Linked DNA regions of Homo sapiens: regions 2, 3, 4, 5 and 6 are each linked to region 1. Evidence: chromatin loops called from intact Hi-C (ENCODE). Cell type or tissue: endothelial cell of umbilical vein. All regions are shown on one strand.

What was found. A loop is a pair of places that touch in the nucleus more often than their neighbours do. Peaks named below come from ENCODE experiments on the same cell type or tissue, not always from the same donor. Only the 100,000 strongest peaks of a DNase experiment are listed, where the experiment ranks them.
Region 2: a loop joins it to region 1, with 16 times the contacts of the local background. A loop is called at or near these places in 68 of 110 quality-filtered maps.
Region 3: a loop joins it to region 1, with 6 times the contacts of the local background. A loop is called at or near these places in 6 of 110 quality-filtered maps.
Region 4: a loop joins it to region 1, with 3 times the contacts of the local background. A loop is called at or near these places in 11 of 110 quality-filtered maps.
Region 5: a loop joins it to region 1, with 12 times the contacts of the local background. A loop is called at or near these places in 30 of 110 quality-filtered maps.
Region 6: it touches region 1 in a loop (10-fold over the local background); 16 of 110 quality-filtered maps call a loop at or near these places.

Annotation. Positions count from the first base shown.
Region 1 is chr2:209,423,628-209,428,627 of GRCh38, forward strand. MAP2 (microtubule associated protein 2) reads left to right here and starts at 420. Exons shown (of 16, transcript NM_001375505.1): 1 at 420-649. RefSeq lists a silencer at 101-490. In endothelial cell of umbilical vein, CTCF peaks have their summits at 238 (motif pointing left) and 2,023; DNase peaks (open chromatin) are centred at 304 and 2,014; H3K4me3 peaks cover 1,734 bases; H3K27ac peaks cover 1,690 bases.
Region 2 is chr2:209,553,663-209,558,662 of GRCh38, forward strand. The region is part of intron 2 of MAP2 (microtubule associated protein 2); the gene reads left to right. Among named protein-coding and RNA genes, the nearest start is that of MAP2, 130 kb to the left of the region's middle. In endothelial cell of umbilical vein, a CTCF peak has its summit at 2,900 (motif pointing left); a DNase peak (open chromatin) is centred at 2,879.
Region 3 is chr2:209,523,973-209,528,972 of GRCh38, forward strand. All of the region lies in intron 2 of MAP2 (microtubule associated protein 2), which reads left to right. Among named protein-coding and RNA genes, the nearest start is that of MAP2, 100 kb to the left of the region's middle. In endothelial cell of umbilical vein, no CTCF peak of the experiment used is centred here; DNase peaks (open chromatin) are centred at 2,099 and 2,829; H3K27ac peaks cover 3,227 bases.
Region 4 is chr2:209,473,763-209,478,762 of GRCh38, forward strand. All of the region lies in intron 1 of MAP2 (microtubule associated protein 2), which reads left to right. Among named protein-coding and RNA genes, the nearest start is that of MAP2, 52 kb to the left of the region's middle. In endothelial cell of umbilical vein, no CTCF peak of the experiment used is centred here; DNase peaks (open chromatin) are centred at 399, 2,789 and 3,259; H3K27ac peaks cover 1,835 bases.
Region 5 is chr2:209,574,457-209,579,456 of GRCh38, forward strand. All of the region lies in intron 2 of MAP2 (microtubule associated protein 2), which reads left to right. Among named protein-coding and RNA genes, the nearest start is that of MAP2, 150 kb to the left of the region's middle. In endothelial cell of umbilical vein, CTCF peaks have their summits at 3,106 (motif pointing left) and 3,314; no DNase peak of the experiment used is centred here; H3K4me3 peaks cover 49 bases.
Region 6 is chr2:209,958,203-209,963,202 of GRCh38, forward strand. UNC80 (unc-80 subunit of NALCN channel complex) reads left to right here. Exons shown (of 65, transcript NM_001371986.1): 50 at 917-952; 51 at 1,287-1,505. Among named protein-coding and RNA genes, the nearest start is that of RPE, 42 kb to the right of the region's middle. In endothelial cell of umbilical vein, a CTCF peak has its summit at 3,023 (motif pointing left); a DNase peak (open chromatin) is centred at 3,009; H3K27me3 peaks cover 211 bases.

The sequences.
Region 1 (5,000 bases):
CACAGGGGAGGGAAGCAGGGGGTCTGCGGAGGTTGCTCCCGAGAGACTAAAGCTGTTGCCCCCGATTTTCCAAGGACGCCAGTGAGGAAGGCCCGCCTGTCCCGCCGCCCGGGCACTGGCCTCACTTTGTCGCGGGAGGGGACCAGGGCTCTGGAGAAGGCCCGGGCCAGCGGCTGGGCGGGGCTCTCCGAGGCTCCCACCTCGCGGTCCCCGCCTGGCGGCCGGCGGCTGCGGCAGAAGGCGAAGCGGTCGTGCTCCCCCTCCCGGACACTGCGGCGGTGGCAGCGCCAGCCCCGCCGCGGCCGCCCACGGGCTCGCGGAGTCTGGCGGGACCTGCGCGGGGCGGGACCTGCGCGGGGCGGGGAGGAGGGGCCGAGGCGGAGCTGCTGCGCTGGGAGCCGGCTGGGGGCGCCGCTCTCAGTCTGGGGCGGGCGCTCGGGCTGCGCGGGCTCTGGGCAGCAGCAGCAGCAGCAGCAGCATCCTCTCTTCCTTTACTTCCCTTCCGCTTCTTTCTCTTCCTTCTCCTTCTTTTTCCCCCCCCTCCCCTTCTTCCCCTAACCCTTCTACCCCTCTCCTTTTTCTCCGGAGGGCGCTAAGTCCGTGAGCGGTGGCAGTCGCGACCGCGGGTGCATCCAGTTTCTGCGCCCAGGTAAGAGACCGTCCCCACCTCTGGCTCTATGTAGGGCGCCTCTCCTTTTGCCTCGGTCTCTGAGTAGAAAGAGATAGGAATGGGGAGGGGTTGTGTCTCGTCCTCTGGGACTCGCAGCAGGCAGTCTGGTAGTTGGTCGAGTGGCCAGCCGTGCACCTGGCGGAAGATTCGGGCCTGTCCTCTCCAGGTGTCACTGCGGAGCAGGGGGCCGGACGCTACTGGTACCTGAGCCCTGGCTTCGTAGAAGAGCGAGTGAGCTTGTTAGGTACCACTTTGAAACAACTGAAAACTTACGCCAGGTTAGAATACGTGTATCGAAAGCCAGTATTACCTGCGCTGTGGAAAGAAGGGGAGTGGATTCTACAAAGATAGTGGAAAATAGGAAATCGAGGTAGGGGATTTTTTTGTTCATCCAGCTGCAGAGAACTGCACACTGGGAAGTGAGTGAGTGAGGGAAGCCTTGTCCATTTCAAATCATGTTTCTCTGTAATTCCTTCAGAAACAGCTGGGAGAGGAGGACTGATATTTATAATTGTAGGAAAATGAAAAATAAATGCCTGGTGGTGTTGGAGGGCGGGGCACGAAGAAATGAGTCTGGTTAGGCTTCCACACAGTCGTTTTTCTTTTTAAACGTTGGGGGTGGACCTCTGAATCTACAGTGCATCTATTCTTTTCTTCCTTTTCTTTTTAAAAGGCTTTTTTGGTGGGGAGAGGAGGACTGCAGTGCTGGCTGCCTGCCTTCCCCCACCTCGTCTTTTGTTTAAGGATGGAAATTTCAAGAAAGAGTGTGTGGGGGGCTAGGAGTGGGGAGCTGTATATTTGGGTGTGTATAGGGGGAGGGGTATGGATGGAGTCAGAAAAAAAATCCTTGAAAACTGGAAATTAATGTTATTCTGCCTGGCATCCGGACTTCAGGATTTTTGTCAGAAAATAAAAAGCTTTCATTAGCAACAAGCCCGTTTGTGACAATTGCTGTGTGCCATCTGTCGTAAGCTCTTAGCACAATGCTTCCAGGACATAGACGCTTTAAAATTGAGTCCGGTGTAAAGGGTTTTTGTTTAAATGCCTAAACACACAAGTATGCACACAAATGTATAATACACTATATACATGTTACAAAAGGAAATAGGTACTTAAGAGACTGATTTTTTAAAATTGTATTTGAGGGTTTGGAAATTATGTTGTGAATAAAATCTGTAGTGCAAAACAAAAAAATATTGTTGGGTGGTATATAATTTTGGGTGTGAGGCAAAGGGATTGATGACTGTTGGTAAGGAACTAATTTAAATGTTAAAGGTATAATTTATTTTAAAATGATCAGTCTAGAAAAGGAAATGATTGCAAACTGAAATTGAGGTTTGCAGCCACAGTGAGGCGATGGAGAACAAAGCCTTCTATGTGAGCCACATTATGCAAAATGTCCCATGCATGAGCTGCAGGTACCAGCCCAGTTCAAAAGCATAGTTCTTTCACTATGTCATTTCACTGTGGACAATTATGATTTTTTTTGGCAGTCAAATAGATTGAATAAATAGAAGCCCTTTAGAATGCTTTTAATTTTATGCCCAGGGAAAAGATTACAGCCTTCCATCAGAATATAACACAAAGCAGCCCTTTAACCGGGCAATAGGTGTATTTTGGTAGAAATCCTTGTGAATTTGCAAATCATGGATGTTCCAAAAGCCCCAGCCCCATGCACACAAAGAACCCTTCCTTCAAGAAAAAAGGCATTTTTCTCATTCAGTAAGGATTATTATATTTGTGTGTGTATGTTTATGTTGATTTCCTGGTAATTTCATCTGATTATCATAGGTGTACATCTGCATTCATGATTTGTATATTATCAGAGCCATTGTGGCTTTAGGATCAGTGGTACATGCTGTTTATCTGTGGTTTATTTAATTTTAATTTTTCATATTTTACAGTTTGCTACAATATTATTTAATGTCCAAAGTTTTCTTTTTTAAAACCATAAGTAGAAAATTGCTTAACACACATCTGAAGATCTAAGTAATTTAAAAATAGAGCTACCTTTTATAAAATAATATTTTAGTTATATTAATTTTTATTTTATTTATCTCCTCTCTTATTTTTTTCCCTTTTCTAATCAAATAACCTGTTTCTTTATGGCTGCTTTAGTCTTCTATACTGCCATAGGAGGGCCAGTGTTTTCAAGAATTTTGAATTTAGGATTGTTCATTCTCTGCAGCACCTCTCAGGATGACTTGTTTACAGCACCTTCTCAGGGAGGAGACAGGGAAAGAATGTGCTGAAAGAGCATGACCCAGTGAAACTGGCACAGCCATTACCTCATCCTAGTAGGTACTTCAGATTCATTGAGAGAGCAGGCATCCTCTCAGTGGAAACCAAACACCAGGAGCACACCCATCTCAGGGCAAAAGCCTTTCTCTTCCCATAGCAGCCTTTACTAATGTCATTCCACTGAGGTTAAAGGGATATTTTCTCTTTTATGTATTCCTTTTCAGGGATCTTGAACTTGGTTAGAAATATGTAGCCAGAAATGAAACTTGGCACAGAATCCTCTAAGCCTGAAGGAATAATTTCATTCCTTTACCCCTTTTGGTTTAAACCAGTTCGCAAATTTTCTAAACATCAGAAGGGAAAAGGAAGAAAAATGTTGGTGTATTTTTGTGTATTTTCTTATCACACACACATATTTTGTATTGAATTTTACTAGCAGTTAGACAACAGACTGGACATGCTATTAACAAATGTAGTTGCACTGTTGGCATTTTAAAAAATCATTATTACATTTGCTTATAGGACAATAGGTGCATCCTTCAGTGATTCATTGATGTCCTTTTGAGACTGACCATATGAAACTGACATGGGGATTTTAGTATTCAAGTTGGTAACTCTGATTATTGAATCCTTTCAATACTTAATTTCCTCTTAACAGATTAAGATAAAGAATCTGAAATAATAGTTACAGTAGAAGATAGCACCACCCCCAGATCAATACTATCCTCCTTAATGCTAAAAGTAGTCACTTTAGGTAAGTCATTAGTAAATGCATGAACCTGAAGATAACAGTTTTGAAACAATCTCAAATTTTTTTGTCTCTGTTATAGATTAGTTAAAGATGCTAATAAACTCTTTGAGTCATATCTGATTCTCTCAGATATATCAAGTGTTTTTGCTACTTTAATTATCTCTTTACTATTGCCATTACCTTTATCTACTCAATCTAGACCTTTTCATGTAAGGACTGTATTTTGATCATTTCACCATATTTTCCCTCCCTTCACATCATTCTTTTTAATTCGACATTTGGATGTTAGACTTACTGTTCTCTAGCTATTTTGGTTTCAGTAATGTTACTCTCTTGATACAAATTTGGCCTTTATTTTTCATTAAGGAGAGCACTTATTACCATTTATGTATTTATTTATTCATTATGAGAAACAACTTTTGATATTCTCAGTTTTCAATTGCAGAAAATGATTCTAGGCACCAAAAGCAGTTAAAAGTCTGCAAATTAATATGTAGTACACAAAAGGCCAAAGTCAAGGGAGACAGTCTGTATGAAGGTTTGGGTGGGTGGGTAGGTGGGTGGGCGTAGAGGAAGATGTGGAATGAAAGCAAATTCTCAGCTATTAAAAGCTGTCCATGTAGGGTAGAGATGAGCCTTTTTGTCTAAGAGGGTGAAGAAGGAATAAATGTTTTGTTTTTCTGTTTCAACATATTTTGTCCCCATCCCTCCCCTGTCATGTCTTTGAACTAAGGCCATGGTGCTTCCTTATAAAAATTATACAGTATGTTTATTGGAAGGAGTTTTACAGTGAATTAGGTGAATTCAGAATTTTAAAATGATGTGAACACAATTAGATGAATTTTTATGAAAAACACTTTGAATCTAATCTTTGATCTTTCCTGTTCAAGACATAAGCTTTCCTTTGAATGGTAGTACTTTAACTGTAATACATTTTACTTAAACATTTCAGTAAAATTCTATGGAAAGTTAGACAAAATAAAGAGCTCAGGATCCTCTTTCAGTCTACTGTTAAGTTTATATTGTGGAAGTTGGGGAAAGTTTTAGACAGTTTGTTTTCCGTTAAAACACACACTAGAGGGGGCAAATTTCTTTTTTTTTTTTTTTGCTTTTTGTTATGTTAATGAGCAAATAATTTACTTTTAAGATCACATACCTTGACTTTTTTCTTTCCTTTTTTGTCTTCTTTCCATTCTCCTCTTTCCCTTTTCTTTTCTTCTTTACTTAGATTGCTCCTTTCTTTCAGTTTGTATTGGCAAAATAAACATTGGTCTTTAGAAAATGAAATTATAGCCTGATATTCTTATTGAAATTTATTTTTCATTATATTTATATTTC
Region 2 (5,000 bases), 130 kb after region 1:
TAAACTATTTTTATGCCTCTATTTATCTTATTTTTGGGCTATCCCTTCTACACTTATTTAATTTGTCCTCATCCCTAAGTGGCGTATTTGAGAATGTTATCATTGCCTAAATAAATGTATTACATTGAAAAGAAGAAGCATCTCTTAATTTCTTGATAGTTAGTGGTATGCTGGTAAAGTGGCTGTCAAGGAGAGTGGGGAAAGATGTAAAATGCCCTAATTTGTAGAGTTAGCGGATTTCTGTATGTAAATACTACTCCTGTGGCCAGTTTCAAGCTGTCCTCGTGATGTCACTGACCACAGAGTTGAGAAAAGAAGCTCACAACTGACTCGAGAGTGGGTGGGAGCTGGGTCCAGCATATACACCGTGGACAAGGGATCCAATGGGTGTGTTCAAGATACCTGTTTCACAGTGTAAACTACTGAGAATGAAGGCATGACAGAAATATACAGTTCTATCTCAGGAGATGACCTTTTAGCTCTTTGACTCTCATCTTAATACTTGCTTCTGCTTTTTAATAAAGCATTGAAATTCAGTCTTTTGGGTATTCAAATCTAAACTCTCCCCACCAGATCCTGGCTTGGCTCAGCCTGTAACCCTTGGCAGCTAGGTGGTCTCCAGAAGAAATCCCCTGTTTATTCTGCCTGCTCCAAATTTAGCCCACTACTCTGGCCACAGCGTCCTATATTCTAGGACTGGTCTTCTCCACTCTCTTCTACCCGAGGGTGTAGGATTCAGACAGATGTAAGCATGGTACCATTGTGAGTTAAGATGGATGCTGCCACAGTAGGCTGCTGTGAAGAATGCAGACTGGAGAATGAAAGTCTAATAGGTTGGTTTGGGGTCGGGTGCAGTGGCTTATGCCTGTAATCCTAGTACTTTGGGAGGCAGAGGCTGATGGATTGTTTGAGCATAGGAGTTTAAGACCAGCCTGGACAACGTGGTGAAGCGTTGTCTCTACAAAAATACAAAGCTACTCAGGTGGCTGAGGTGGGAGGACTGATAGAGCCTGGGATGTTGAGGCTGCAGTGAGCTGTGCCTGAATTATTCCACTGCACACCAGCCTAGGCAACAGAGACTGTCTCAAAAAAAAATTAAAATTAAAAAATAAAATAAAAGCTCGTTTTGGGACTAAAATTTTAGATTCATTTCGGTAGCAGGTAAACTGTTACCACAGAATTTAAATACACAGTAACTATCTGATAAATATTATATATATATAATTTATATATGCATTAAATATAATATATACACATTTTATGTATCTATCATATATAAATATATATATTATTTTTATATATATATATAATTTACTTTCTGCCTTGTTTCAGAAGGGATTTAAAGTGTCAGAATTTTAGGGGAGGCATCGAATGGGCAAATATAATCATAAATCCTGGTTCTTGGGGCTTCCAACTTCATGTCTGGAAAATAACAGATGATTCATACAGAAGATAGCAAAAGGGTGCCCAGTGCCCGTCATAATCCTATCCTTCATTTTATAATCCTAGGTCTGATTTTTGGTTTATTTGTTTGTTTTGTATGTTTGCTTCTATTTACTGCCTAGAATTCAACTATGGAGGTTTATTTGGTAGAATTTATCTGCTAAACAAGGATTTATTACACTTAAAAAATGCACATATTCTGAGAAAGCTAAGATGCCAGCGAATATTCACTCAGTTCAGTTATTTTTAAAAAATTTTCCACATTCCCGGTGGAATCTGCTATAGGGGAAGCTGTTTTAATGGAGGCCGAGAGTTGGACAATTTTGTGTTATGGAGAATTCTGGGAAGAAGGAAAGACCCGGATGGGACTGTTTATTAAGGCTTATGACTGGACTGGAGATAAGGTAAATTAGCATTGAGAACATACAGAACCACAGGCAAAGTTCTAGTTTTTTAGTAATAAAGGGGCTTATCTATACATTTTCAATATGAAGGAGTCAAAATTGAAATTCAGCTTTATTTCTTTACTTCACAACTCAAGTTTATTTCTTTTATTTATCCATTCAGCATTTGTTAAATTGTTGGATTGTGCCAGGCATAGAGGTACCAAAAAGCATTTTTAGCTCAGATTTGTAGTATCATTCAAACATATCAAAAGTCTAGCCAGGAAAACCAAGCGATATTTAATATTTGTCTTTATAAACTGGAGAATGCCAATATTCTACTCCCATCCTTCAAGGATGAATTACAAAATCTAGTCACATTCTCAGCATCTGCAGTTTGTAACAGGCCTGGCATCCAGAAAGACAGCCTAGTGGTTGTGTTCTAACTATCCTTTTAATGGTATTAGTTCTGGAAAAGCTGGATTTTCTGCTTGAAAAGAAATTGAAAAGAGAAAATCATTTTCAGGCATTCTTTCTTTTTTTTTTTTCTTTTCTTTTTTTTTTTTTTTTAGAGGCAGCCTCTTGCTCTGTTGCCCAGGCTGGAGTGCAGTGCACCATCATAGTTTACTGCAGCCTCCAACTCCCGGGCTCAAGTGATCCTCCTACCTCAGCCTCCCAAGTAGCTGGGACTATAGGCACATACCACCATGCCCAGCTAATTTTTTAAATATTTCTTGTAGAGACAGGGTCTTGCCACGTTGTCCAAGCTGGTATTGAACTCCTGAACTCAAGCGATCGTCCTGCCTTGGCCTCCCAAAGTGCAGGGATTGTAGGCGCGAGCCACTGCATCCCGCCCCAGGCCTTCTTTCTTTTGAAGATTTGTGGTTCTACCATTTATTTGCTCCGTTGCCTTAGACAAGTTATTTCATTTTCTGTACCTCAGTTTCATTATCTCTGAAGTGGAGACAATACTAGGATCTGCATCCTAAATCTGTAAGTATTACGTGAACCTTGTAAAGTTCTTAGCAGTGTCTGGCACATAGTAAGTGCTACAACTCTGCCCTCTACTGCTTAGAGAGAAATGTGAGGCCTAAACATGGGTGCCAGATTTCAACCTGAAACACCTCCACCCTTGCATACACGCACACATACTGGCAACATAATCTGGCCTATTAAAAAAAAAAAAAAAAAAAGGATTACACAGTGAAAGAAACAACCAAAATGGAAGGAAATATCTTAACTAGAGGTAATCTGACATAAAACCATTGTAGCTGACAATGGCATATTAAACCCAAAAATGTTCTAACCTACGTTGTAAAAAAATTTAAACTACATATATAAAATTATGTCTTTACTGCTGAGATTCTTTTTTAATTATTAAGCAATGCAAAACAAAACAAAATAAGAATATTCAAGTATAATGCTTATCATTCTCCTAATGGAAATACAGAGTTAAGTGCTATATATTAAATATGTATTATTATAATTATACATTATTTGGGTGAATTAAGTTGACATCTACCAGATAAGGAAATATATTTTGAATATCTATGTTAACAGAAGATACTGTCCTTTCTTTTGAACTGTTTAAAATAATTTAACATAGTTAAGTAATACTCAGTAGGCTCTGGAAAATCTGTGATCTCACATTCACTGTTAATTCAAAATACACTGAATAAAATACTATTCAGGTTCATCTGAATCTTGGACTTACGGTTTCTAATTCTGAGACCAGACAACAGACTTGTGGCACCATCTTGTTCTCTCACATAATGGGAGCATTTTGGCTGTACTGAGAAGACTAAACTTTAGTCCAGTATGTGAGTCTCATGACAAATTGTTGTTTCCGTTACCTGTCTGGTAAGAAGAGAAGACTCCTGTCCAATTCTTCAAGAATGGTATGGAGGTAGACAGCAGGAAAAAAATGTGGTTTTTTTTCCCTGTTTAAGCTGCTACATTCCAACTTGGTTATGGAGTGTAAGCATGCACATTCACACCAGAGTGAATCGTGTGGAGGCTCTTGTCCAGTAGAGCCACTATCCAACTCCAGCATCAGGCATCACTGGAAGACTCATCAAGGCATTCTTCCAAGTGGGTTTACAAGTACCAGAATAGTCTGTAAAATGAGTCCTTGGCATCCTGAAATGGCCCTGGATCCCAGGGGCTCTGAAGAGTGAGAATGAGCCAGGTTGTCTTTAGCTTAGATTAGGTCCTGTTTTACTAGGCAGCTAAAGGTAACAGGTTGAAGTGATGCAGGGAGGAAAGATGAGAGAGCCTTTAATGGCTCAAGTCCATGAGCAGTGTGGGAGTGGAAAAAGCACAGGATGTGCACTGAGGGAGTTAGAATTCGGCTTATCCTCCTCTGTACTCTCATGGTGCCTTATGAAAAACTCATCGCAGAGCTGAGCACATTGAACTCTAAACAGTTTTATGTGCCTTTCTCCACCACTGTATCATGAGCTATTTGGAACACACACAATATTTTCTTCTCCAAACTTTTAATTTTGAATAATTTTAAAGCTACAGAACAATTGAAAGAATAGTACAATGAATATCTGTGTGTACTTCACTAGATTCACTAATTGTTAACATGATGACAATGTTATCTTTCTCATCTCTTCAGGAAGATATATATGTATATACCATGTGCATACACACATTCATATATCTACATAAACACACACACATATTCTTATTTTATTTCTTTCTTTATTTTTTTGAGGTAGGTCTTGCTCTGTCACCCAGGCTGGAGTGCAGTGGCGTGATCTTGGCTCACTGCAACATCTGCCTCCTGGGTTCAAGCAATTCTCCTGCCTCAGCCTCCCAAGTAGTTGGGATTACAGGCACGCACCACCAAGCCCAGCTAATTTTTGTAGTTTTAGTAGAGACAGGGTTTCGCCATGTCGGCCAGGCTGGTCTTGAACTCTTGACCTCAGGTGATCTGCCTGCCTCAGCCTCCCAGCGTGCTGGGATTACAGGTGTGAGCCACCACGCCCGGCCACACATTCATTTTTCTTCTGAACTGTTTGCAAGACACTTCACCTCTAAACACTTCGTCTTGTATCTTTAAAGACCCAGACATTCTCATTACTACAATACTGTTATCAGAGCCAAGAAATTTAACACTCATTCAATAATATTATCTAGTATGTAACCTGTATTCAAATTCCTTCA
Region 3 (5,000 bases), 100 kb after region 1:
TGCTCACTGATGACTGGTACCATTTTTACTTCCCCCATTTGCTAAATACTCAAAATTTATTTGAGCTTTTTTTTTTATTAAATGCAGCGAAACAATTTAGTGCATCAAAAACTACATATTGTGGTATGAGTAAATGTTGTTTCACAGCTTATTTTAGCATTCTAGAAAGGTTGGCATGGAAACCTTGAGAAGGCATTTTAGATGCTCAGTGATGCATAAAGGCATTCATTTTGAAAGTCCTGTTTATCTTATTTATCCCAATTTAGAATCAATTTTAATAGTTATTTGTATCTAATTTTAGAAATATGATTTTTTTCAACAGGCAGAAGTAGTTTCTTTAGTCTTTTTCTTTTTTTTCTTTTTTTTATTTTTAACACACATAATCCAGAGTCAGGGAGAGTTTTCAACAATTAAGCAATATAATTCACTGGATAGAGATATACATTGGAATCATTTAGATTTGGTTTCAAATGCTGGCTGTTAGCTTTATGATAATTGCTATGTTAGTAGCCTCGAAACATGAGATTAAACATTAAGATAATAGCAATAAAAGGAAATAAATAAGGTAATACATGCAATACACTATACAATATAATATGTTACCAGGTAATATATGTAACACACTTGCATAAAGTATACATTCATCAACTTTCATTATTATATGTGTAAAATAATAGAGCTGGAAAAAGAAAAATTCAATAAATTACTTTGACTCAGGAACCTTTTCATCATTCATCCTCTTTTCAGTCTTTCTGTCTTGCCTGAACACTGGGAAATGTTGGTTCAATTGAATCACAAGACATTCACTAATTTATTTATGAATAAGCTTCTATGGATTACAAAGGGTGTGAAAAAAGTTAATATCAATTTTTTTTTCAATTCATTACCTGTTGTGTTTGTTATTTGGTTGTTGGTGGATCTCTCTTACCCCATGATAATTAGGGACCATCAGTGTCCCTTGGGATCCAGAGACCTGGTTTCAATTTTTGTCTCGTCTGCTAAGCAGCTGTGTTACCTTGAATAAGGAAATTCAAATCTTGAGACCTGGGTTTTCTTGTATATAAATTAAATGGAGATGAGCCGTATTATTTTTAATATACGTTCTAGCTTTTATCCATATTTTTCCAGTAGGATATTAGAAATTAAATAAAGACTATTCTGTATCTACCATCTCTGTAGACATGCTCAGAGGTTGTCAAACATTTTGGAAATGACTTTTGTTAAGTGAATTAGCTACTAATTTTTTTAAAACTTAGAGTCACAAAACAACTAGCAAATAAATGACAATTATTTCTAAATTTGTTTTTAATATAGAGATTAATTTTTCATATCTATATTTAGAAATGACGTCTTCTAATTTTATCTAGGCATAAAACAGCTAAAAAACTTGATATAGTCTATACCAAAATAACCCAATAATAAAAGTAAGTTGTAATGGGAGAATAACCCAAAGGAGCAATTTTCATGTGAAAAATTTTCCAGTGTATGAAGAATTGTTATTCACGGAAGGCTAATCTGTTGGCAATGTCTGTTGCTGAGCTGAAGAGGGTTCTGACAAAGCAAGCCCATTCCTGCATGGACTAAGCCTTCGAGTGGCCTTGAATTAGAAAGGAAGATAATTCTGCCTCTGGAAAAAGATATCATAGTGTAGTTATATAGAAATTACTCCTCAAAAGTTCCAACCCTTCTAACTAAAGCTTTACCAAAAGAATCCCAAAGAAGATAAACTTTCAAAATTCCGCTAAATAAAAACTCCATTGTCCTTTCAAAAAACATATACATTCTCAGGGAATTTTGTATAGTTCAAGATTATATAAATAACTTTGTCCAAACTCTTAGTTTCTACATTTCTTTAGAATTTCTCTTTTTCTCCTAAGAAAGTCTGGGGAAAAAACTCTTCACTATAGTAACTGATTAGTTCCATTTCCTGTCATATTTCTTTTCTTGTGGTTGCTGGTTTCTAGCCAATTCTATTTTTGCATTTATTTTCCCCCATTACATTCTGTTTCTTTTTTTTCTGGGTAGAAGAATTTTTGTGTTTTTCATTTTGTCAAAATGGAATTCTTCTCATGTTATGTCATGATTTTGATATTTTCAAGCTTAAAAAGCAACACAGAGGAGGTTTGTTTACATAATGAAGCATATCATGGGCTTTTTACAGAAGGTCTGATAATTCAGAAAGTATTTTCAACTAGCAGTGGATTAGCAATGCCTACTTTTTTCATAAGTCCTATTCTTTTGAGCATAGTCAGCTTGAGGCAGCTGTGGTTTAAAAGAGGAAACTAGGAGTCTAGGAAGTGACCTCATGAAAATGCAGAAAATTAAGAGTTTAAATAGTAATAATATACAAAAGCAAATAGCATATTTCACTAAATGTCTGAGTGCCTGAGAATTCTGGAAGTGGAGGGAAATCCAATTTAAAGAATATAAAATTAATATCCACATGTGAGTACATAGAGAGAAATACAGAAGGGGGAGGCTGAGAGACCTTTCTCAGGCTTTCGTTTTTTGGTTTGTTTCTTTATTTTTTTCTTTCTTTTTTTTTTAAAGAGCACTCTAGATTTATTTGGGTAAAATACGTGAGTATTTGCTTAGGATATATGCATTTATAAATTTAAAAGAGCAAGGATTCTCCCTGGGGCAAATCTTTCCTTGGATCATTGAAAACTAACCAAACAGTGTCTTCTAACTAGATTATCTTCATACTAGATCCTTGCAGAAGTATTAGCTGACCTAAGTCCTATTTTTTGCCACCCTGAAAGTGAAAGAAGGAAGTGCTGCTATAATAAGAACTGTAACTAAATCTAACGGCATCCCTGTTTTCTGATGATGGTCATGTGTTAGAAAAGTTTCATTTCATACCTGAGATATAAGATGTACAAATGTCTTTCCTAAGCTTGATCATCCATGGCAGATCTATGATGGAATATAGTGGGGAATCTGTAAAGCTGACTGACTACAAAACCAACAAATACTTTTTCTTCTCTCCCAGATTTACTTAATTAAACCAGGAGACTTGTGAATATATGAATAGGACAGAGCTCCAGGCAGATGGACTTTTATGAATTCTGCACCCTCACTATCTGGAGCTCTTTATACTAATCCTGGCATCTGGGAGAAAAGTGATTGCAAAGTTACACATTAGAATTGTCTCATTTTCTTGTGGCAGTTCTTAGTGTGATATCTGGTGGACATCGTTCCTGTATCACCCTGTGTAGAAATAAAAAAGAACACTTAATCCTCACTTACTCTACCCTGTATTTTTCTCCATAGCATTTCTATATTACTGATATATCTGATATATTTTTTTGTACAATTAATTATTGTTTCACCTAACTAGAATGTTCATAGAGCAGGAACATTTTCTGTTTTGATCACTGATGAGTCCCTAACATCTAGCCAAGTTTTTGGCACATCATAGTTGCTCAATAATATCTGTTCAATGAATATGAATTTAGTCACTATTTTCACGCATACACCGATGCCTACTGTTGTCTGGTCTTCCCCTCGCAGCCGTGTACTCCGCCTCTCTTCTTTCTCACCACATCCCACAATTCCCATCCCACTAGCAGCTTTCTTCACAACAATGAGGTTACATACTTGATTAAGGAACCATCTCTTATGGATCTTTCTCAGGTGCTTAGTGTGACACCATGTGTGGCTGTGCCCTCTTAGAGGTGAGAGCTGAGCTCCTGATTTGGCTTCTTTATGCCCTTCCTTCATGAAGGACAGTGGTTCTCAGAGTGTCCCCTGAACCAGCACCATCAGCATCACATGGGTACTTGTTAGAAATGTAAATCTTTGGGCTCCACCCCAGACCTAGTGAATCAGAAATGTGTGGCTGCAGCTCGGTAACCTGCGTTTTGTCAAGTCTTCCAAGTAATTCTGATGCTGAAGTTTGAGAACCAGTGAGAAGACATAGATTGCCTCCTGGCTTTGTTTTTAACTTTTCAAAATCCCTGTAATTTCTCTGGGCATATTTCTTCAGGAGATCCAAAAAGATTCATATTATACGAAGTTCTCTCTCTAAATTAATGCAGGGGCTTAACATTTATTTATTAAATTATGGGCATGGTAGGCATAGATTATATGTCCCTGTAGAATCTTGCAAGGTAGAAGCCATCTTCCCCCCCTGCCCACCCCAGAAAATATGCAAATTCAAGTTTCTAGAAGACTGGGCTGTAATTCCCATTTATTTTTAAGTGTATACCTACCTCCTTCATCCCCCCAAACTTCCCACATGGTATATGTATAAATTCAACCCTAGAACCTGTTGTAGGTGAGCCACAGCTCTTCAGGACAAATACTCAAAATCAGTAATTGTATGTAAAGCTAAAAATTAAACTTCTTTAGAATGGGAAATATTACGTAGATATTATATAGTCTTCTTTCTTGGAAATTCTATGTAATTCTGTTTTAGAGAAAGATAGGAATGGTTCCTCACTTTAAAATTTTTATGTACTAAATCTGCTTTAATTTATAAAATAGCAATATAATGTTATATTTGCTTTTTTATTAAAACCACTTCTGTCATTTATGGGAAAATATTTCAGTTGCCACATTTCATTCTTAACTTGATTATAATTTGGTTAACATATTGACAGTTCAGCCTTTTGAATGCTTGACTTCTAGTCCCCAGACCTTTCACTGTAGCTGAAAGAGCATCAGAACTTGGGTTCTTTCTCAAAAGAGGACCTGGAAGAATAGCTGAGCCCATGTCATCTTAGGACTATATATATATACATGTATATGTACATAAATATACATGTATATATGTACATATGTATGTATATATGTATATGTACATATGTATGTATATATGTACATGTACATATGTATGTATATATGTATATGTACATATGTATGTATATATATGTGTGTGTGTATATGTGTGTGTATATGTATATATGTGTGTATATACATATATATACACACATATATACACACATACATATATATACATACATATGTACATATACATATATCCTCAATCATTTTTT
Region 4 (5,000 bases), 50 kb after region 1:
TAATGAAAAATTAGAACTTAGGAAATAGAACTAAAATTATTTATCACTGTCTTAATAGCACCTTATTAAACAATGACTAAATACATATTTGTATCCTTGTATTTTACAGCATATATTTTAAAAAAATTATCACATATTACTTCTTAAGGTTTCACTAGGAGAAAATGTGATTATTTCTAGCTTACTGTATTTATTTGCCTTATGCAATCTTTGTCTATTTCTGTGTGGTTTCACCACTTAAGGATCTACTCCGCAGTGCTCTACTCACATTCCACAAACCTGATTCATGTTGTTTTCTAACATTGAACCGATCTGAGGAGGCAAACTTTAGAAGTAGTACTCATTACCTTAGATGCTCTCTATAGTGGTTTACCAAGGGGAGCTTGAGATATGGGCATACTGCCAGGTGTTGAACCAAAGCAATTTTGGCTACAACTGATTTGTGGTTTAATCTTTGTAAATGTACTTAACTTTGGTCTAAGTTTTAGGAAGTCACTGCAATTCAATGGAGCCAAATGTGTAAGTGCCTAAAGACAATGACTTTACTGCATGTGTTTTGTCAGTTGGATTTTTTTTTCTTAGATAGTGAAAGTTATGAGTCCTTTGTATAATTTATGTTACAGCATGATAGGAAGGCAGTTATATCGCTGTTAAAATAATTATTTATTGCTTATTCCACCAGCCCAGGAACAATGCACAGTCTATAAAAGCAGATTCTCAATGCTGGTTTCTGACAAATAGTATTCCATTACATTCTAATATAATAGTATGGACCATTATATTCCATAATCTCCTGCTTTGAAGATCAGTATTGTTATAAGAAAGAAAGAGAGGGGAGAAGTATATTATATATGAGTGTGTATGTGTATGTATTACAAAAATTAACTGTTCGTATAAGTAACAAAGTATAACTTTATTACACCACAAATACTAGGACAAATGGGTGCTACTTAAAGCTCGAAATGGGTGATTTTCAGGCAAATAAAATAAAACCGTATTTTACTACACAGTGAGTAAAATACATGGAGATTGTTACTATATGCATACATATATGCAAACAATTTAAATCTATAAATAGGCATGAGGAAAACATATATATTTTTCTCAATTCAACAATATTATTTCTGAATCCAATTTGGTCAGGATTTATCTTCTCCCTCCTGCCAGAGATAATTTCAAATATCTTTTTCACTTTTTGCAAGTAATGGGTTTTCACTCTAGTATTATTCTTGATTGGGTGAAAGCATTTTTTTCCTACCTAATAATTTTCTATGTGTATGAAGAGGAATGAGTTTTAGCTCCATTTCTTGTCTTAATCCTGCAGTCTGGAAAATTGATTTATAGTTAGATATCTTTAAACACAATCTGTTACAGTAAAGTAATTTGCTCCCGTCATGAAGTTTACATAAAAATGGTAACATCCTACTGTGTGTTTATACACGTACACAAATCACAAGTCAGTGAATGTAAAACCATCTTCTGATCAGTTCTTAAAAATGCATACTTGTAAGATTTTGTCTTTACTCATGGTAAAAATATATAAACTGTGTATAGAGTTCTCCTCTTGTTTTTATTTATTTAAGCCACTGTATACAACTCTGAACTGAAAGGCCAAATACTCCCTTTCATCTCTGCTCAGTGCAATTGTCCTGAAACTGCATTACTTTATAACATTAGGGAAAAACATAGTATTTGAAAAAATAAAAACATTTAGAAATAAATGTTTAGCAGAGATATTACTATTTCATCTAAGGGTACATATGAGAGGAAAAGCCTCATAAAATGTAAAATCAGAAATTATATAAAATAGTGAAGTACAGCTTAGGGGTCAAATCAATATTGTTATGTTCAAGTAGGAAACAACCATTTTTTGTTTGAAGAGCAGGCAATAAAAAAATTCAGCCTATTTGAACTACTGTTCTATTAATGTGTCAATTTTAAATAAGCATCAATCTTTGTATCTATGTATTCTAGTTTTTAATGCATATTTAACTTTAACACTATGTAATTATGTCAACTTGTATGGAATATATTTATAGTACTTAAGTACAAGAAATATGAACACGGTGGATCACAGTTTAGCAGTATTCCAGAACCTTCTATGAAGAGTCTCTAGAAAAACTGTAAATTTCTTTTCTCTAGGAAAAACTGATGAGAGGTCAGTTGGTACATGCTGAATGTTTATTAGACAAAGCTTTCCATTTCTCTCTTTCAGAGAAGACAATTTTAATATAACTCAAAATGCTTTTTTAAATTTTAGATTGAATGTATTTTACTATTCTGGGAACTTCTCATCTTAAAAAAAAACAAAACAAGTTTCTTATCATCCAGAATAGAGGAAGGTGCATCTAGAATAAACATTTAGAAAATACTTTAAAAATGGGTATGAATTTTAAGCCAAAGCCTTCTCGAGACCATGATTGTGGATCCTAGTTTTGGAAATGAGAGTTCTGTCCATCTCAAAGTGATAGCAGTCACTTGGAAAGAAGATCTATTGACCTCTGACATAAGATTGTTTCCTATACTTTGGAATTAAACATCTCAGTAAACCGACGCTGAAGAAAGAGATCCATTTACAGAAAGTGGTAAATTAGTCAAACCTGTAGTAGTCCTCCCCACGATTTGTTTTTCTTAGTTTTTTTTTTTTTTTCATCATTCTGCTATACGTATAATTCAGGCTGTAATTTAGGAAATACAATGCTACTTGCCACTAGCCATCCTGAAAGTGAAATATAGTATCCTGGTCAGAGCCCTATTTCCCTAATGGTGATTAAAACTGGGCAGAAAGCCCAATGTAATAAAACAGTCTCCAAGCTTTTTCACCAACCTTGGTCTGGGAAAAGCAACATTAGAGGTTTTATGTCTTGAAAAATATACGACGTCCATATGATTAAGTGCTCTTCATTTTCTTCTCAACCACAGGGTGCACATTCAGGCCTTAATTGTGCCAGCTGTTCTCTTAACCCATCACCTAAATATTGCTTTTGAATATAATCCGTCTTGACACAAAGCCTTTTAAGTTTTCTTTATTACAATTGATCTTTCTTATACTAAATTAAACTTCATTTTCTCATTTGAGAAAAGTGAGCTCTTTGGAAAAAAAATAAAAACAGATTTTTTTATTCTGCACATGTAAAGGCAATTCCTTTTTCCTGTCCTAATTGAATTCAGTTAAGCATTCAAAACCTTCATCACAAAGATTGGCTGAGCTATTTTTCTTTTTAAACAAGGCCAAGTTTTGTTGGCACCCATGACGAAGACCATACTGTGAGAGGGCAGGCTGCCAGCAGGTTTAACATTCAAGTCCAGAGTTTGATGACGTCTTCCCCAAGCTTCATCAAGAGTCTTGCAACAGAGCCACCTTGCAGGCCATTGGTGTGCGTACTGCACAAGTGTTAGTTTCTGTGCTTTTCAGAAGATTTGGAAACAATGAAAGTGATCCATTCACTTTTTCATATACAAAAAATTAACGATGGAATTGGGGAAGCTGAGTGAAGGGTATGCCATAGCCTGGGCCACTTTGTAACTGCTTGTCAATCTTAAACTATTTCAAAAGAAAATGTTATATTGAAAAAAAAGCCACAAAAATGAAATATGAAGAAGTCAAACTGTAGTACATAAATATGGCTCTATTAAAAAAAATTAAAAATAATGACAATAAAGAATACATCATGATTTTTTTTTCTTTCCATTGCTTTAGCCACATGTGTGAAAGGTTCATGCTATTCCTAAAACCCTTTACAATTGTCTTTAGTGGAGGGCACAATAAAGAACATTAGGCTATTCTTTAACCAAAGGGAAATAATTTTAAATGGATATTTAAGTCTGTCTTAATCTCTACCTATGCTTTCTTCTCTTCCCCCTACCTCTCTCTCCCCTTCTCTGCATCCCTTCTAACATTTTTCCTTCTTTGTCTCTCCACTCTGACAGTTCTGATGTTGAAAATACTAAAGGTTGGGTATGGTGGCTCACGCCTATAATCCTGGTTACTCTGGAGGTTAAAATGGGAGGATCACTTGAGCCCAGAAGTTCAAGACCAGCCTGGGCAACACAAGTGAGGCCTCCTCTATACAAAATATTAAAAAAAAAAAAAAAGCCAGGTGTGGTGGTGCATGCCTGTAGTCCCAGCTACTGCGGAGGCTGAGGTGTGAGGATGGCTTGAGCCTGGGAGATTGAGACTGCAGTGAGCTGTGATAGGGCTACTGCACTCCAGCCTGGGGAACAGAGCGAGACTCTGTCTCAAAAAATAAAATAAAGATACTAAAAATACTGGTAGATTACTCTTATTCTATTGTATTAAGAAAGTGCTACTTGGGCTAAAGTTTTGTAGCACCTGATTAGGATCAGTTAGGTGTGGGGAAAATAGAATGAAAAACAAACAAACAAAAAATTCTGGTAAACACGTCATTATTGCTAGTTACCTGTAAGAGAATGACATCAATTTTAGTGGTTAGGAACCCAGCCTCTGAAATCAAGCAGTCCAGTTTAAAATCCCTATCATGCTATCTCCTGTGACCCTTAGCAAGTGACTCTCTGTGCCTGATGTCCTTATCTTTAAAATGGAGATAACCATAATATTATCTACCTCATACATTTATTTTAAAAACTATGTGAGTTAACGCATCCAAAGAATTCCCAGCATAGAGCAGCACTCAGTGATTATTAGCTTAATTATCTAATTGAAGACAAATGTTTACTACTGCCAAGTTGAAAATGTATCTGGATATTTGAAATACAATTTACAAAACCTCACTATAGAAGAACGTGAAACAGGAGCAGTAAGAGATAACATAGTTGTGTCATGGACACCCAGCACATCACAGCTGCTGCGACTCTCCTGTTGCAGAGTCCACTTTCTAAATATATGTAGGGCAGGCATACATAAATAATTTAGGTTTTTGATGTTTATCATACATTATTAAAATACCAACTTCTAGTGACTGCTATCTTCAACTCACTATAAGGTTCCGCATTTTTATTTTGTTGATATGTCTCCCATT
Region 5 (5,000 bases), 150 kb after region 1:
ACACAGACACAGAGATTATGGTTTCTTTATCCATTCATCCATCTACAGACACTTAGATTGTTTACATATCTTAGCTATTGTGAATAATGCTGCAATAAACATGGGAGTCATTTTGTACAACTCACGCTACCCAATCCCGCATCCATGTATAGCTTCTCTAGGTATTAGGTTGAACCATTTGAAATTGGCATTTTGTAGGTAAAAAGTAATATAATTTTATCATTTTGTATATCTAAGACTAATGTGCTGATTATGACACTTTTTGTCTTTTTTGACCAAAATATATTTTTGTGTGGACCAACTTTGTTGGAAGAGAAAATGTCATCTATAGTAAATAAGGCAAAACAGTGTTCAGTGATTTTGGATATCATGATAATTTGTAAAATACTTACACATCTGCCTATTTGATTTAGAATAACAAACTCAAGAATACTAGGGGAAAGCATAAGTATTATTTCTATTATAAATTTTTGAAAGTACAAATTTTAGTAAGTGTAGTCATATCTCTACAAAGGTCATTCCAAAATATTTTGGCCATGAGGCAGCATTAATTTGTCAAATTTTATTTTAAAAATCTAAAAATTATAATTTAGCACATTTTAATACCAAGAGAAGGCATGATTTATCAAACAAACTCTTTCTGAGCATTTAAAAGCTGATAGCCCCATGCTAGGTACTTTGCAGAATTCAAAGAGAGTAGGAGACAAGTCTCTATTTAAAATAAATTTACATCCTATAATAGAAATTATAAAACATATTGATTACAAAATATATGGCAAGGAAGGCCGGGTGCGCTGGCTCATGCATGTAATCCCAGCACTTTGGGAGGCCAAGGCGGGCGGATCACGAGGTCAGAAGATCGAGACCATCCTGGCTAACACAGTGAAACCCCGTCTCTACTAAAAATTCAGAAAACTAGCCGGGCGTGATGGCGGGTGCCTGTAGTCCCAGCTACTCGGGAGGCTGAGGCAGGAGAATGGCGTGAACCCGGGAGGTGGAGCTTGCAGTGAGCCGAGATCGCGCCACTGCACTCCAGCCTGGGCAACAGTGAGACTCCATCTCAAAAAAAAAAAAAAAAAAAAAAAAAATACATATATATGTGGCAAGGAGTCGCTTACAAATAAAAGGCAATATTTTTAAGAAAGACTGAATATATAGAATAGGGAAGACAATATGGAATACAAAAACTTCTCTTGTGTTTAGACATTCCAATTCATCCACTAGTGTGATTTTTCATATTCAGTCATTTAAAAAACATGTTTGAGTGCCAGTACGCTCCAGGCACTGTTTTAGGTGCTTTGGATACCAGTGTCCCAAACATGTAAAAATGACTGCCCTCGTGGAACTAGCGGGGTGAAGTTAGAAGTAAATAAGAAAAGTTTATGCTATGATAAGTGCTATGGAAAAAAGTAAAATGCAGCAGGGAATGAAAAGCCATGGAAAGGGCATGGTTGCAACTTTCATTATGGTAGTTAGGAAAGCCCTGGTTGGAAGATGATCTATGAGCAAAGGCTTTAAGGAGGTAAGGAAGATAAGTCTCCATTATTCATTCCTGGAGAGTTTAGGTAGTCATACACAAATACGCAGACCAATATATTTAGGGAATGAAATCAAAGTTATTTCAGAAGAGGCACAGGGGTGAATTAACTAAATTTGGGAGTATAGCTAAATCAGATTCTTAAAGATCAGGCATCTACAATGAAGCAGATATGACAGAGGGGTGGAGTCATAGTATCTCATCAAAGTGAGAAAAGGAAGTGTGAAGTTAGGTTTCTGCTAATTTATTTATTTATTTATTATTTTGAGAGACGAAGTCTTGCTCTGTCGCCCAGGCTGGAGTGCAGTGGTGCGATCTCGGCTCACTGCAACCTCCACCTCTTGGGTTCAAGAGATTCTCCTGCCTCAGCTTCCCAAGTAGCTGGGACTACAGGCATGCACCACCACACCCAGCTAATTTTTGTATTTTTTTTTTTAGTAGAGATGGGGTTTCACTATGGCCAGGCTGGTTTCAAACTCCTGACCTCAGGTGATCCACCCACCTCAGCCTCCCAAAGTGCTGAGATTACAGGCATGAACCACCATGCCTGGCCTTCTGTTAACTAATTTATTAAATGAAGTGTCTTGAAAAGGAAATCCTGTTTCCCACTTTTTTTCCATTCCCAGAACCTGTAAAGAGTCTGAAAAATATGTATGTGTGCCATCACAATTGATTGAATGGATGAATGGTGGTAATCCAAGGTCTAAAATACTGTCAGACAGAAGAAGGGTAAGGCAAGCATCAGTTTAGGCTTTTGGGCATAAATATGAAAAATCTAAAAATTCACAGAAGTATCTCAATTGTCGGTTGTCTTGTATTCTTAGAATATGACATACCTAAGGGCAGTAATTATGTTTCACATATGGTACTTACTCCATGTTGGAAACAATTGGGAAAAAAAGAAAAGAAAAAGAGTGTACCAACTCATTCTCATGTACTGAACTAGGTATCCCTAAATATTAAATGACCTCCAGAGAGTATTAAATGTTTTTGGAAGCTGTGCTATTTTTTTAGACTGACCAGGACCCTGTTATGTGCTTTCATGATAGAATATGATTCATGTTCCCAGACATAAGTCTTAGGCATCATTTTTTATGTTCAGAAGTGAACAGAAGACAATACATTAAAATAAAGCATTCACTTTGAAAAATCACCTCATTATCCAAAATCACTGAAGAAAAATAGACATTTAACAGGGAGATTATATTTAAAGGGGCATTTTTTTTTTTGCGGGTCGGGGGAAGAATTCTAACCAGTATGTAGGATTCACTAAAACCTGAAATCTCTTGTGATTATTACCTGTGGTAGTCATACATTTTCAAAATGTGATTTATTCATTTTATAGCTACATACTGGGGAGAGAGGATGATGATGGTGGCAGCAACTGTCTTTTAGACATCAAAAAAAGCAGTATGACCCTATCTATAGATGAGTTAATCCAAAAGCATTGAATCATATAAACTGAATATTGAAAGAACAGTTTGGAAAGAAAATAAAAACAGTAAAATATGAAGGTCAAAATTCTAGCCACATTTACTGAGTAGTTTAGAAAGATTTTAAGAAATTTTGCGCCCTCCAGTGGTTGTTTTGGAATGAATTATTATCATTATTATTGTAATTTTTAATTTTACCTGGGCTTTCCATTTTCCAGCTTCATTGTTTTTGGTAACCCAGGAAAGTTTAACTTGTCTATACCTAGAAGGTGCCTTGGGAGACCGACTCAATTTGATTACCCAGTTTTATGCTTGCAGAAATAATGAGGCCAGTAATGATAAGAGTGCCTAGTATGTAATGATGAAGTTCAGGCTCAACAAGATAGGTTCACAAAAGGGCAATCATGCTTGATTTATCTGATTGCCAGACTGGAAATGAAAGAAAAGCAGTGACATAATTACCCCAGATTCCTCAGACCTCAAATACAATCCAGCACAGATATTTGCAAAAGTCTTCAGAATGATTGCAATGCATTTTAAAGAGGGACATACATCACTGCTGTAGCAAATACAAGAAGGTTTAAAAAATCAAAGACAAAGGATGTTTCTGGAATCTGTATTGCTTGCAAACAGAACAAAAGAGAGCAGGGAAAGAAAGTCACTTGGTGAGAGAAGAAAGGCAGAGGATTGAATCAGGAAACGCTGCGGGTGCCTGGGTTTTGTGACCTTGGTCATATTCTTTGGGCCTCAGCTTTCTCACCTATGAAACAAAGGATGTGGACTAGGCTAAGTGGTTCCATGAAGCCAGTATTTGGATAGAGGCAAGGGGTAGCAGAATTGATCTCATACAAAAGAACTGTAGTTTGAATATTTATGAAAGCAAAATTAGCTAGTGATTAAAAAATGGGGCAGAAAGGTGGCTCAAGGAGAATGCAAATTTATCTTAATTCAAAATACAGTATAAAACTGATGGAGGCGATTCTTTCAAGAAGGAAAAAAAAAAAAAGAAACATATCATCTGTCTCTCAATTTCCTTCCCTGTAGTCTCATTCTCTCTTCTCTGCCATCATATTTTTTTTTTCTTGACTTTCTGTTTCCAGTAACCATGGTGATGCTTCTTCCCAGCAACCTTCTTCACAGCTGGCCTTTTTGGTTCTCATCGAATTTTGCTCCATTCACTGGTTCAGGTTGCTAACAATGCTGTAAAAATTAACTTATTTATTGACATTTTTCTCCTTCCCTTTTCCCCAGGAAATAAATGCAGGAAATTATTCCACACTTAACCTCCCTACACAAGGGCACTGTAAAATAGGGATATTCAACTGCTAATTTCAGTTGCTAACATGGAGGGGATACAGATTATGCCAAAGATTGAATTCTCTGCCTGGGCCCTCAGGGACTGAAAAGCCCCAGGACCAAGCTGGTTGCCACCTCCTTTTGCTTTTGTATGTAAATAGATTGCCCCCAGAAATCACATATCGGCCCTGGTTTTCTAATTCTCTGTTTTTTTTTTTTCTTTTTCTCTTGTAAGGAAAACATGGCCAAGTGCATAATTATAACTGTTAAAAGGGTATTGAATTTTCTGTAGGAAAATATACATAAATATATGCATTTCTTTAATGAAGATATTTATTTTGGAATATAAATAAGCAATATGCGATAGTTAAAAATATTGTAATTATCTGCCAATGACAAAACATCAACAAATCTCTGATGTCCTTAATGCAGATAATAAAAATTCCCATAAACTAGTATTTAGTCATGTCCAGTTTGTGTAGCTTAACTTGTTTGTAATCCTATATGCCTGAAAACTGTTTCTCTATTTAAGCGGTGTGTGTGTGTGCGTGCGTGCGTGCGTGTGTGTGTGTGTGTCTGGCATTAACACAAAGGAGACCAGATGATGACATTCATAGGCTGATAGACTCGACTCCTGGGGACACACTTGGATGGAGGCAATTAAAATGCCTGTCAGGCATTTGGTACCAGAAGCCCCTATGGCAAACCGCTAAATCGTAAGTGAGGGCTGCATC
Region 6 (5,000 bases), 530 kb after region 1:
CTTCTCTTGTTGTGGTGTAACTCAGATACTGGCTATACTAGTTAATATTTTACCCGTTTCATTCCATCTGTGTTAGCTTTAAATATTCCGACATACACAAAAAGCCTAATTAGCTTCCTCCTACAAGGAAGATTTAAGATAGGGCAAACCCAAAATCAGCTTAAGAAAAAGTTCTTTTCCCAGTATGGAATAGTTGGCCTGGAAATCATAAGGAGAAATTCAATAATTTTTCACTCTCTCTGAAGCCTATTTTTAAGTGTGTATCATTATTCATGTAAAGTTAATTCCCTGCTCATCATATATATTCATATTAAAAATAAAACAAAAATAAATTCCAAACCCAGCTATAAATTGCCTGGTGTGATGGTTAACTTATGCCTCAATTTCCTATATTAAGGGAAAATGATATACTATAGCTTAAGTGATATTTAGGGACTTCTCTAGGCTCACTGGATTAAATGAGGGCTTCTAAAGAAGAAAGAGGGCTTCTAAAGTCTTAGTATCCATGAATCATAAAGCAATAAGTCTCCAGAACTGAAAGGAAGTCAGCCATGATTCTCCTTCCTGTCACTTAAGACAGAGCACATGGTATTAAAACTATAACTTAAATTTCAAAATGTCCAAAAATTTCTCTCATTTGGCTATATTCTATGAGTTTGTATATATTTTTATAATAGTCGTCTTTACCCAAATCACGCAACAATAAAACAACTTTTGCAGCAGCTATAATTGCAATATATGTGTTAGCCAAATGAAAGATAAAGCCTTTATGTTTTAGGAGTAATATATGTATATTTGTGAGCTTATCAAAATGTATAGCTTCAAGGGCTTTTCATATGAAAGTCGATAAGAAGCCCCAACCAAAGGACCCCGTTCTTGCTCTAATAGTTATGTAGACTGTTTTTCTGACTCCCAGGTACCAGGAACAAGGAGCCAAACTGCACTTTATCAGGTACAGAAAGACTTGCTCTAATTTCATACCAGTTCTGACATCTTGAGATGATTGCCTTTTAAGCTGGTTTATGGCTCTATTAGATTTCATTTGATGCATAACATACTATTTCTGGGTAAACCCCCAAAAGTGGGTTTACTACAGTTTGGGATGACAGTCTCTTCTAGGCTGCTAAGCTTTCTTTATCCTTCGGATGAGGTTCTCCTTGGCCTCACCCTACTGATTCATTAACTCATTAGGAATCTTATATTTTTCTTCAGTGTGATACCCTCTTCTCACAGCTGCTACATGAATACATTTTCAGACCCCTAGTTAATCTTTCACAATTTCCCAGGGAAAACCTTCATTTACTGGAGGAAGGGCAAGGCATTCCCAGAGAGGAACTGGATGAACGAATTGCTCGGGAAGAGTTCAGAAGACCCCGGGAGTCCTTACTGAATATTTGCACTGAGTTCTATAAGCACTGTGGGCCACGGCTGAAGATCTTGCAAAATCTGGCTGGGGAGCCTCGGGTCATTGCCTTGGAACTGCTGGATGTGAAGTCTCACATGAGGTACTGGCCTCGCTTTCCCTGCCCCAAGTGTGAACACAGCTTGGCCCATGTGTCTGAATGTGTGTGTTGGGTTGAGAGTGGGGGTTCTCCAGGAAAAACTCTTAATATAGAATGATTTGTTTCCGGTGACTTAGGTACACATCATACAGAACCCTCTGCTAAAGTGTGCATTAAGTCCATCAAACAGGATCTTAGCGTGGACAAGGGGAAAATGTTCTTAAGATAGAAAAGCACAGTTTATATATGTGCTTCTCAATAAAAGAGAAAGAAAGGGAAATTTTATCACCTGAATTCTTAGAAAAGTAGCCTTCTTCTCACTACTATTTACTGCCCAGATTCGAATTTTTCACAAGAATTGAATGTTTCTTCTCTGTTATTTTACATGAGGAATGCACAACTACTTTCTGCTTCTAGGGTCCCTAAAAAGCCAGTAATGAGCCCTGCAGGGAAGTAAGCAGTTTTAACTCAGCCAACTTGGCTTGGGCCTGAAATCCCCTTTATATAAACAGCCTTCCAACCGTTAAAAAAATGTGTCCTGGTAAAAATTCTGAACTAGATGAGGCCAGTCGTCATTTACATGTTTTACTCTTAGTGTGCTAGGGAAAGGCCCCAGAATTACTTCCCTGTGCACTCGTATTTCGTCTTCCTACAGAGATGCCATTTCACTTGAAATTCATGCTAAAGGCCGTATTTGTGTTTCAAAAGGAACGTGATTCCAGAGGACCTTCTATTCAGATTTGTAATTGTTTGTTAAGGGTGATAAAAATCCCTTCAAAGAAAAATGTCATGGGTAACAAAAGATTCACTTGGAAATTTTAACGTATCTATAAAGGTAAAAGTAGAGTTAGGTTCAGCCACTTCCAAATAACGTTGCAATTTCACAAAACTCACAGTTTCCTGGTTATTGCCTTTTTTTAAATTTAGAAAGTACTAAATGGAGGAAAATGAGAAGACAGAAATGTACAGTGAGCATAGATTCTTTTTCTTCCAGTGTAATTTCACATTCTTTGAATTGTGGGCACACACCCAGTACTGCCCTGGAGAACCCCAGAGCCTCACTGGAGTTCACACTCCCTGCTGTGCAGTAATGGGGAAGAGCTTATTTCACACTGAGAAGTTCAGCTCCTAGATGGGAGCCTTCAGAGAAAGGGGAGGGACATTTGGAGTGTTAAGGTACTGCTGTCATAGCAACTTAGGAATCTATTCAGCCCCTCCACTTCCTTTCCCGCTGGTCTTCTCTAGCTGACCTAAGCAATTCTGTGAACAGAGAAACATCACATTCCCAGAGTCAGAAAATCATTATGACCAATGGCCATTTTGTGAGAGAAAGGGAAAAATATTCCTAAAAGATGGATGTGTGTGTGTGTGTATGTGTGTGTGAGAGAGAGGGAGAGAGAGAGAGAGAGACTATGAGATAGTGACTGTCCCATAACCTGACTGTATTTATACTCTTCTTAGGGCATTTGGAGGGAGGGGACAGCAAGAGTCAGAGAGGCCTGGCGCTCCCTCTAGAGGCCAATACCTATTAAAGGTTAAATGAACTGGAAATGATTTAGCTCTGTGCCTGGCACAGATCTGGACACAATAGATACTAATGCTAATGAGAATGGTTCAAATACTATGTTAAACACTGGGGATGTAAACTAAGGTCCTGGTCTTCAAGATTATCACGGTTCAATGCAAGAGGCACATAAGAAAATAACTATGATACAAAGTTGTAAGTACTATAATCACATTTACATTTATGTATTATTATATAAAGGATTTGAGGAAACTCAGAAAATATTTGAAGGGAGAGTGTATACAAATTATAGAGTCAGGATAATGTGAAAGATTTTCAAGGAGTTAATTATTTTTATGATAAGATTAGCACGGGAAATCAATATAAGATCATATTAGATATTATTCATGAACCATAAATTTGACTTTCTTAGTTATCAAAGCAAAGAATGAAAAAAAGATTAATTACAAAATCATAATATAAATAAGTTAAAAACAAAACAGTTGCTCGGTGAAACAATACTTTTTTAAAATACGAAGAACAAGAAAAATCTTGTAGGGGCCAAGGGAAAATTTCCCCTTCACTCTCTGAAGGTTTGCTGAAAGTCAACTGATAAAAGGCAGATCATAATCAAAAAGCATGAAAATGTATTTGATCATAGTTTTACCTGACACAGGAGCCTTCAGGATGAAGACCCAAAAATACAGGGGAAGCTCTCCATTTTTGTTTAAGTTTAACAAAGTATGGATAGCCATGTATAAATATGACTGGACAAAAAGGGTATGATCCCATTCTAATAGACCAAGTGAGGAAACCCAGCATGGCCTGTATGTTTGGATTCTTCTTGGCCTCTCTGGTTAGCATTCCTTCCTTCTGGGAATGGGGCAAGACCCTTTCTGGAAAGGGGGCGTTGTTATGACCTACAATCAAACAAGATGGGTCAGGTAATTTCTTTATGGCTAGTTTTTACACAGAAAGATGGGGGAAATTTAGTGTAATATTTTTAAGTTTTATGGCTGGCTTCAGGAAAAAAGGTTCTGGTTTCAATGACTTGCTTTGAGGAAAAGGGTCTCCAGTTTCCATGGCTAGCCTTGGAAAAGAATGAGAGGCCACAGAGAGGAGGGCAGGAGAAGATCAGTGAAAAACCTTGGCTTCTGAGGTCTTCATTTTGGCGTATTGCTTTCTGAGCTTCAACAGTCTCCTGGTTGGTGTTTGTTAAAAGGGAAGAGTAGTATGATGAACAGAGTCCTCAACAACATCCCCATAGTAGATAAAGTGCTGGTTGTACATGGCTGGATGCCTGTTAGTATATAAAGTTGGCACAATGTCATAATGCAGTTCAGCAAGAGCAATTGATCTGAAGCCAGGATAATGTCATTCAAGAGCACAGCTATTTCATGGCCTGGATCAATAGGAGGGCAACATTTTTATTGCTCAGGGAATATTTAGACTAAATGCCCTTTATTAACGCAATTTCTCACAACAAGCTTTTGAAAAAGACAGGCCTGCCATAGTCTCTGACCAAATAGAGACATTCTGTGTTGCTGATTAGGGGCAGATCCAGATGCTTTGAACTTATACTAAGCAAAGGATGTAATTAAGGCTCTCCTATAAGTTAAGTGCGCACTTGAATATGTGTAAAAGTTGGAGCTTAATATATAAATTTGCGAATTGAGGGTAGTATTAAATCGTTCTTAAATTATAAGAATAGATAATGTCACCCAAGGATGAAAAGTTGATTTTTAAAAAGAGAAAGAGAAATGGGATGATATAAAAAATGCAAATGTTTGCCAAAATAATTTGAATCAAACCAACAAGTTAAGAAACATTGCTAAGGCAATCTATACTTCTGAATTTGCAGAATGTATGGTTGATTACAAGGCTCTTGAAGAAAATATTCTTGATTAGAGTCTCTGCCCTACAGAAATGTATTGCTTCATTTGTCCAACCCAGTGCTGCCAAAGCAGCTGGATAATAGAATCTGCAAATTCTCT